3 separate regions of the Homo sapiens genome follow, and all the other regions are linked to region 2. Evidence: chromatin contacts called from ENCODE Hi-C or POLR2A ChIA-PET data. All regions are on one chromosome and are shown on one strand. The core of a region is the stretch at or near the end of the contact, and the rest is flanking DNA. Distances in the headings are between cores, read along the strand shown. Region 1 overlaps ZBTB16 (zinc finger and BTB domain containing 16). Region 2 overlaps ZBTB16 (zinc finger and BTB domain containing 16). Region 3 overlaps ZBTB16 (zinc finger and BTB domain containing 16).

Region 1 (2,700 bases), core at 197-2,696, 92 kb before region 2:
GAAAATATTTAACGCTATCTCGGAGAAGCTGTGAGGCTCACCTTGAATACATACCACCATAGCTAACATGTCATGGGGTTAGATCCTGTCCACGTTATGTCCAGCACACTGCCTGGCACATTATTGGTGCCAAGAAGTATTTGTTGAGTGAATGATGCAGCCTGGGATGCCGATGAACAGGGACACTCCTCTCTCCGGACAAGTCCCTCCTGTGGTAGGAACTGTTTATGTCCTAAGGACTCACTGGAGGGGACAGCCAGGAGCCCCTGGCTCGTATTGTATCCCTCTTCCAGGCGGTGTGACCCAGTGTGAGTTAGCCAGTGTCTCTGCTGTGAATCACACATCAGCAGCATTGGTGGGGCTGGTGGAAGCGGCTGCAGAAAAGAAAGGGTTGCTTGCATACTCATGTCAGGTGGGCCCGGTGTCCCCAGTTCAGACAAGAGTGTGACTGTGCAACTGCCCTGCGGAGCTGGCGGTTCCCTGGGGAAGCTGACTTTGGTTCCACCTGAGATGCTGCTTCCAGGTCCCCTGATCTCATATGGCTGCTCCAGAGGCTTTGGGAGTTGGGTCCTCTTTTCCTAGTTTTTCCTTTCCATGCCTGTCTTACTGGGCACTGAAGGCTGATTGTGTCAAATGATTTGTCCCTCTGCTAGTCACTTGCCAATGCCCTTGGAAAGGATGATTTGATGATTAGGCAGGTGCGATGAGTCATAGTAGTGTTTTAATTCACCCTTGCAGATAGCTCACGGCCTATATTCTGATATTTCTATTCTTTTTTTTCTTTCTGTTGTCCGGCATACTCCTCACCTCCGTGCTGAGAGGTCTTGAAAATAAAATAGCACAAAGGGCTTAGTGAGGCTAGACCATTTCCTGAATTGTTTGGCCACTGTTAAACAGGCCCTGGGGGCCTCTGGAGTGACCTGGACTTGTTGGGGAGTTGGGGTCAGAGGGCTGGGCTGGTGGCGCTGGGTCTTCTTACAGATTCCAGTAGTGGTTTACATGTTCTGATGCCTGAAAACAGAACTAGGTGATGTTTTAGAAGAGACATTGAATTAGATGATGTGAGGTTTTCCTGCTGCTCTATTTTGAAGGTTCCATGAAGAAAGCTGACAGTGAGAATGGGTGTGCCAGGTCTGTAGAGTAGACCCATTTTACAGATGACCAAGGGTTCAAGCAGCCCACAGCCTGGAAGAACAGTAGTTGCTCCAGAACCCTGGGCGGGGGAGGCGGGGGGGAGGCGAGCATTTTTTTTCAAAAGGCGCAGGCTGTGGAGAAGTGAGTCCAGGATCTGGGTAGGGGTTGTGGTTGCCCCCCTAAATGTTGCTGCCCTTGCACTGGCACATTCCTGCTGTTTTCTTCTGCTCAGCAGAGCCGAACGGCTCTCACTTCCTGGCTAGCTCTGTGTGCTGCCCCACCCCCTCTTGGCGAGCATTGCCTGTGTTTGTTATTGTAGTCCTGGCTCCAGGCCAGGCCTGGCTGCGAGCCAGACTTGTGGGTACAGTATGTACAGTGAGTGCTGAGCCAAGTTTGTCATCATACACCATTAATTTTTTTTTTCTAATCTGGTTGGGGTGGGGTGAAGGAGGAGGCAAGAAAAGAGTTTCTCCGATGCTTGAGAATAGGCCGCATTGAATTCCGCAGAGATGTCATTTCTGAAAGGCAGACGGAGCTCCGGCTTGTTCTTCCTTCGCAGTTTTTCCTCCTTTCTCTCCCTGTCGTCCTCCTCTCCTCTTCATTTCCCTATCACGCGAAATCAGCCTGCAGGAGATCGACAATGCAGGTCTTATTTTCAGTGACTAGAATACTAAATTTACACTGCTAAATCAGTTTTCATTGTGTTGAAATTGACAATTTGTTTAATTAGAAGTTTGCCCTGTAGGAGGCCCTTCTGAGAGACAGTGCCTTCCCTTTTTCTCTCTCCCTTACTTTCTGTTTTAAGGGTTTTTAAAAGAGCCTAAATGGTAGTAGTGAATTTCAGTTTAATTGAAGTTTTAATTTCAATTCGAATGTGTGAATTAATCAAGTGTTTATGGGCTATACCTGATGATCACAATAAGTTTAAACTAACTATCAATAACCAAACTCATTAACTAATGAGATGATCTGGCCAGGCCCTGCATTCTCAGAGGTGGTTTTGGGGGTCAGAAGGGTTTGCGTGTTGGGGAAAGAGGCTTGGGGTGGGAAGAGAGATGACCTCCAAGGCTTTGCAAAGCTAGCCCTGATGGAGGGTGAAGCTTGGGTGTAGGACTGTGGCCCTTCCCCTTCCTGTGTCCCAGGAAGACTCTGAAACCTCCCTCCTCACCCTCTGCTACCTTACCCCTTTTGGGGATCTGGCATTGAAGCATCTGTTGATCCACTGTCTCTTCGCCACTCCTTGTCGTAACACGAGAAGTGATTCCTAGCTCTGAGGTGTCCATGCAGAGACCACAGACACATGCAGTGACTCAAATTGGTTCTGAGATGGGCCAGTGTAAGGTTTCCCATTAGGTAGATTTCCCACAGCTTGGCTTAACGTCCTGGTGGCTTATAAGTGAGCATGCCTAGAACTGCTTGTCCCTATTTTTGACTCGGCTGCATACGATTAGGGTTTGAGTATTCATGTGGCCTGCTCCTATTCTGGGAGTGTCATTCATTTTTGGAGCCAGAGGATGTTTAATAAGCACGAATTGTGTGTCAGGCTCTGTGCACTTAACAGTGAAG
Region 2 (2,700 bases), core at 175-2,674:
CTCACCGCCTTCTGTCTGTCCTCACTTTCTCCTGCCCTGTCCCTCCGCCCTCAGGTGAGAAGCCCTTTGAGTGTAAGCTCTGCCACCAGCGCTCCCGGGACTACTCGGCCATGATCAAGCACCTGAGAACGCACAACGGCGCCTCGCCCTACCAGTGCACCATCTGCACAGAGTACTGCCCCAGCCTCTCCTCCATGCAGAAGCACATGAAGGGCCACAAGCCCGAGGAGATCCCGCCCGACTGGAGGATAGAGAAGACGTACCTCTACCTGTGCTATGTGTGAAGGGAGGCCCGCGGCGGTGGAGCCGAGCGGGGAGCCAGGAAAGAAGAGTTGGAGTGAGATGAAGGAAGGACTATGACAAATAAAAAAGGAAAAGAAAAAAAAAAACAGAAGGAAAAGGAAACCTGGTAGCTTTTTGGCCTTGGATTCTCTCTGGGCTCCAGATGACCTGGATGCCAAGCCACTGCCCCTCCTCTGGGGGCCTCCACCCTCCTCTCCCGGCTGGAGGTTTGCCTGATTTTCTGGGATGGGGTTGGGTATTTTGTTCACTCAAATGGTGGCACATTTTTCTCCTTCCTTCACCCAGACCTTCTTTTATGTGTCCAGAAATGGAGGCTAGAAAGCAGGTGAGAGGTCCTCTGGTCAGAGCCACACGGTCTGTGCCGGCCTTCCTCCACCAAGACCCCCAGGAGATGAAGGGAGGGAGGAGGTGAGCCAGAAGGGCGCTCCCCTGCTGATGGGTCTGGGCTGGGTCACTAGCTGCTCAAAATGGCAGCTCTAGTTTGCTGGCGGCTGACTGGGGAGGAGAAGGGCTCTGTTTCTCTTCCCACCACTCAGCCCACCTGCTGCTTTCCTCTGCTTTGCCACATCTGGGTGTCCCCCGGTGGTCTCTGAGAGCCTCAGGACCCCTGCCCCTCCTCCAGCTCTTTGTTCCCAGCCTCCCCTTGACTCCTGTCCTCCAAGTCCCAGGGGAGTCCCAGCCCCTCAGGGACCTGGCGGTGTCTCCATCCTTCTCCGGTTCCCTAGTGGGATAGCTGCCTCTGACTTCAGGGTCCCTCCTACCCTCAGCCTTCTGAGAACACAAAACAAATCCAATACCCCACCCTAGTCCAGCACCATCGTGAGCAAGATTCCTGCTGCGCTGCTTCCAAAATGGAAAAGCATCACAACTAAATACCTAATATCCTACCAAACAAACCACAGTCCCTACGTAGCCCTACTTCAGTCCCAGGAGAAGGAATCCATGAATGGGCTGAGGTTCCGAGGGTAGGTTGTGGATGTCTTTCTCTAGAGGGGTCCCACACCTGGAAAAGAGGACACCCAGCCCGTGGGATGAGGGAAGCTGGGCAAGGGAGAAAGTTGTTGAGTCACACTGGGGACCCCAGATGTAGTGAGCTCAGCAAGAAAAGCCAGGTCCAGAGAGAGTCGCACAGAATTCCTGACTCACAGCGCCCCTCGGTCCACAGTGGAGAGGAGGAGGAGGAGGAGCAGAAGGAGGGGGAGGAGCTGCAGGAGGAGGAGGATTTGAAAGCGCTTTGGCCTTGTGTTATGTTTTGCTTCTTTTCTGTGTCCCCTGTTAGCACATTGTACTTGAATTACCTCAGTTTTTTGTGACCTCATGAGCTTTCTTAACCTCTGTATCTCTTTTTCGGTTGGGGCTTGGAGGAATGGGGAGGGTGTTCTTTTCTGTTTCTTGTGTAAATTAATAGTTGTTTTTATAGACTTCAGCTGGTCAAGACCCTCCCCGTGCCCCTGGAGACCAGCCTCCCAGCTGGCAGGAACTGTGCAGGAGGAGTTGATACTCAGGATCTGAATGTGAGGGCCGAGGAGGGCGAAGAGCGTGGGTGGGGAGGGGATGTTGCTTTGGGGTCTCATGGTCCCCAGAGGGCACTAGGGAGTCACTTTTGGCTCCGCTGGTGCATGAAGTCACCTGTGGCCACCATCCGTTCCGCCTAAAACACTCTGGAGAGAATCCCACCTTTCTTACAATTTGCTGGGCCATTGAGGTTTGAGGGCCTGTGTTTGGATCCTTGCAACTGTGTGGTCTCACCTCTGTGCGTGCATTCTCATTGCCAGAATTGGTCTATTTTCACGGCTGGTCTTTGGGGAGGGGGGCGGGATCCAGCCTTTGTTTTGTTGTGTTGGGGTGGGGGTGTTGTTTTTCTAAAAGCTACCTCTTATGTTTGTCCAGTTGTTCTTTTGTTCCTTTCCCGCCTCCCATTCTGCTGCTCTTCCTCCCTCTTTTCCCCAACCTCCCCCGACCCTCCTGAATTTTGGAAAGCACATTTGCAATATTCGTGTTTGCTTTGGGACGGACCCTCCGTTTCATCTCATGCTTTATGTGTAAGAGTTTTTTATTATTATTTTTTCTTTCCTTTCTCTCTCTGAGAAAGTTGTGGCTGCGTTTTGATCTTAGGTTTTACAAAGTGGTTTAGGGAAGCGGTTTTGGGGAGAAGGATCACGAGGAATGTAGGGAAGCCGGAGGGATGGGTGCTGCTGCGACGACCCCCCCGTCCCTCGGCCCCAGCCCTCCTGCCCTCCCCTTCAATCTCATCCACCAAATCTGAAGGCCTTAAAATTGTGTGTTGGGAGGATGTGAATTGGGAGGACGGTGTCACTAGACTGTGGATTAGGGATGGTAAAGTAGGGAGGATGCTATTTTGCAACTATAGTAACGACTTAGTGTTTTGGAAAGGAA
Region 3 (2,700 bases), core at 25-2,524, 72 kb before region 2:
GTGTGTCTTATACCTTGCTATTATTTTATCTCCTGATGACAATGATGATGTTGGTCTTAATGACAACTAGCATTTATTGGGCTATTATTGTATGCCAGACAGGGTATTAAACACTTTACATATATTATTTAAATTAATCATCCCTCAACCAACCCTGTGGCATAAACACTCTGAGCCCAGTTTTCTAGGTAAGAAACAGGCCCAGAAGAGATAATTCACTTCTTCAGGGTGGTAGCTAGACATGGTAGAACTGGGACTTGAACCAGAGTTTGTTTGATTCCAGAGAGCGTGCTCTTCACTACCTTACTGTGCAGCTTAATATTGAGTGCATGTGTGTGTTCTGGCTGTGGACAGTGTTTCTAAGCCTGTTGGATTACCCGCTGGTGCTAAAAGGGGTAACAAAAGAGCTTTCCAAGCCACTCTGGCTGAGAATTGAGTTGCAGGGATAAGGGACAAGGTAGACCTGTGTGCTCCCTGTGGGACTTGAGAGAGGGACTGCAGGATCCCAGTAAGAGACAAGGGCACCATGCAGCTTCCTAGTAGCATCACATTTATTAGGTAGGATAAGAAATGTTCCCTCAGCCATAGAGATGTCTCAGCATTTCCTCCTGACCCAGTCCAGGGTTTCCTCTTCTGCAGAGTGGATATTTAGCCACACATGAGGTGTCAGTCATTTGCCAGGTCACTGGTGGGACACTGGCTTTTGGAGATCTAAAAACCACCTGTCCTCCATCCCAGGTGACTCCCGTTGTTCTGTTGCTCAGCCCAGGAGAATTCCCTGGTGTCTTTCTCCATCCTATATTTATGTGGGGTCCTGTATCATTAGTTCATTCACCCTCCCATCTTGTAGTGAGTGAGGCCGAACTCTGAGGATCTTTCCCCACAGCCTTGTCAACCACAGCTACCCTTGAACCATATCCTGGACCTATCAATGGGGCTGGTTGTTTTCCTTTCAGCCAGGATTTGCTCACCTGCTTTCCCTTTTCCCTCTTCCCTGAATCTGTGTATCTTCCAGAAACTCTGGTTCTGGATCAGCTTTTTGTTTTGTTGACAAAGGAGAAAGAGCAAGAGAGAGAGCTAGAGAGAGAGAGAGAGAGAGCCTTCAAGCTCCTCTCTGGGAGTACACATCTCCTTGAGGGAAAGAACACACAGTGCCGGCCTTTGGAATTGGCAGCCAGTGTGCTGTTCTCCGTCTGATAAGAGGTACTGTAAATAAAACTGTACACCATGGCCTGTTGTAAAATGCCCTGCGTCTGTACTCATTGTTCTGACAGCTTATGCTTTTTTTGGGTCTGCTGTTTTGGTACACTCTGTACTTCCTTATGTAAGCAGGCGTGCAGATCTCATCAGAACATTCAAGATGTTTATTTTAAAATCTCAAGGAATTTTGAAAAAAAGGACACACCACTCAACATTAGATGCTGGCAAACATTAGGTGTTTTTTCAGTGGTTCTTTTTTTTCTCCCTTCTTATTATTAGCATGGGGGTGGGAGAGGCTTTGGAGAGGGAGGGATTTGAATTTTTTTTTTCTTCCCTCATTGGCTTCTGCCTTATTTCCTTCAGAGAGACACCACCCCATATCTGATTGCATTCAGTGTCTTCTGCTTCCTTCCTGGATGCCGGGACCCCCTCAGCCTCATTTCTGGTTAGGGCAGGTAGGGAGGGAGGTTCTTTGACAAGGGGGAGAGGGCAGCTGCAGGGAGCTTGTCATGGCTTCCACTGGATTTCAGCTTTATTGTCATTGGGATCCTGGGCATTTAGAGAAAGCTTTATGTTTTTGAAAGTGCCCTGCTGGCTGTTCCCTCCTTTGATTCCTGTGAGTTGGGGTGATCCTTGGCACAGAGGGAGAGCTGCTCCCACACACGGAGGCCTCAGTCCCGCCTCTGGCATGTGCGTCCTGTCTTTCCACCGAACTTTAACTGGCTTTGAACCTTCCTCCTTCCTTTATCCCCAACCTTCTGGAGGTGTCGGGAAGTCAGGGAAAAAGGGGAGAAGAGTAGGAGTCTGGAGAACCCAAAATGGTCAGGGAGCTCCCTACAGGGTGGTGCTTAGAACATCCCGAAGCCCTCATCTGCAGGGTACCTGGGAGACTGGTAGGGGCAAGGATGTCCGCCTGTCTCTTTCACAACTGGGTACCTGGAATCTCAGATAAACTCAGTGCCTGGGGTAGGGAGTAGTCACTCGGCAGATCACTGCCTGGGGGGCAGGAGGCTCACTGACTGTAGCGGAGGGAAGGGTTGTTTGTTGGCTGCCACAGTGAGCATTGGACTGGGTTGGGAGCAGACATGCTGATGAGAGGGAGATCTCACACCAGAAGAAGCAGACAGCCCCACTTCCTAACCTTTCCTCCCTTTTCCTCTCAACTACCTGAGACCTAGCCAGAGACCATGTCCTTGAGTTTTAAATAGGGGGTAGTAGAGAACGGAGTGTGCAGAATAAGGACTCTGCCACCCCCTAGGGGACAGACAGCTTGGCAGTGCCCTGAGTGGCCATTGCGCCCTTCCCAGGTGAGTTCTGCACCCAGGAACCTGCCTGGGACTTTCTTTGTTTAACAAGCATTTAGTGGGCACAGACTGTATGCCAGGCATGGCGCAGGGTATCAGGGATATGGTAAAGCCCAAGACAGGTGGGAACCTGCTCTCACAGAGCTTACAGTCCACTGGGAAGATGGAAGAGAGCTCCAAATACAGGACAGTTGAA

The links. A loop is a pair of places that touch in the nucleus more often than their neighbours do. ChIA-PET counts read pairs that join two places held with the same protein, here RNA polymerase II (POLR2A). Pooled maps may share reads with other maps.
Region 1: a map of uterus shows a loop between it and region 2 (3-fold over the local background). The contact joins two enhancer-like sites. A Hi-C loop is called at or near these places in 22 of 168 maps with a recorded cell type or tissue (B cell, CD4-positive, alpha-beta T cell, CD4-positive, alpha-beta memory T cell and 16 more) and 21 of 50 pooled maps. POLR2A ChIA-PET finds 5 or more read pairs at or near these places in 10 of 52 experiments (B cell, CD4-positive, alpha-beta T cell, CD4-positive, alpha-beta memory T cell and 7 more).
Region 3: a map of heart right ventricle shows a loop between it and region 2 (3-fold over the local background). The contact joins two enhancer-like sites. A Hi-C loop is called at or near these places in 61 of 168 maps with a recorded cell type or tissue (B cell, CD4-positive, alpha-beta T cell, CD8-positive, alpha-beta T cell and 34 more) and 38 of 50 pooled maps. POLR2A ChIA-PET finds 5 or more read pairs at or near these places in 9 of 52 experiments (B cell, CD4-positive, alpha-beta T cell, H1 and 6 more).

Annotation. Positions count from the first base shown.
Region 1 is chr11:114,158,710-114,161,409 of GRCh38, forward strand. All of the region lies in intron 3 of ZBTB16 (zinc finger and BTB domain containing 16), which reads left to right. Among named protein-coding and RNA genes, the nearest start is that of ZBTB16, 100 kb to the left of the region's middle. RefSeq lists enhancers at 868-1,369, 1,370-1,869. Within about 2 kb of position 1,447, at least 30 of the 41 ENCODE cell types and tissues checked have a DNase peak (open chromatin) inside an H3K27ac peak, as active enhancers do; they include gastrocnemius medialis, left ventricle myocardium inferior, ovary and 1 more, where a contact is called at or near this core.
Region 2 is chr11:114,250,272-114,252,971 of GRCh38, forward strand. ZBTB16 (zinc finger and BTB domain containing 16) reads left to right here. Exons shown (of 7, transcript NM_006006.6): 7 at 55-2,700. The coding sequence ends at 284. Among named protein-coding and RNA genes, the nearest start is that of NNMT, 45 kb to the right of the region's middle. Within about 2 kb of position 1,425, at least 9 of the 41 ENCODE cell types and tissues checked have a DNase peak (open chromatin) inside an H3K27ac peak, as active enhancers do; they include ascending aorta, gastrocnemius medialis, heart right ventricle and 4 more, where a contact is called at or near this core.
Region 3 is chr11:114,178,202-114,180,901 of GRCh38, forward strand. The region is part of intron 3 of ZBTB16 (zinc finger and BTB domain containing 16); the gene reads left to right. Among named protein-coding and RNA genes, the nearest start is that of NNMT, 120 kb to the right of the region's middle. Within about 2 kb of position 1,275, at least 27 of the 41 ENCODE cell types and tissues checked have a DNase peak (open chromatin) inside an H3K27ac peak, as active enhancers do; they include ascending aorta, gastrocnemius medialis, heart right ventricle and 4 more, where a contact is called at or near this core.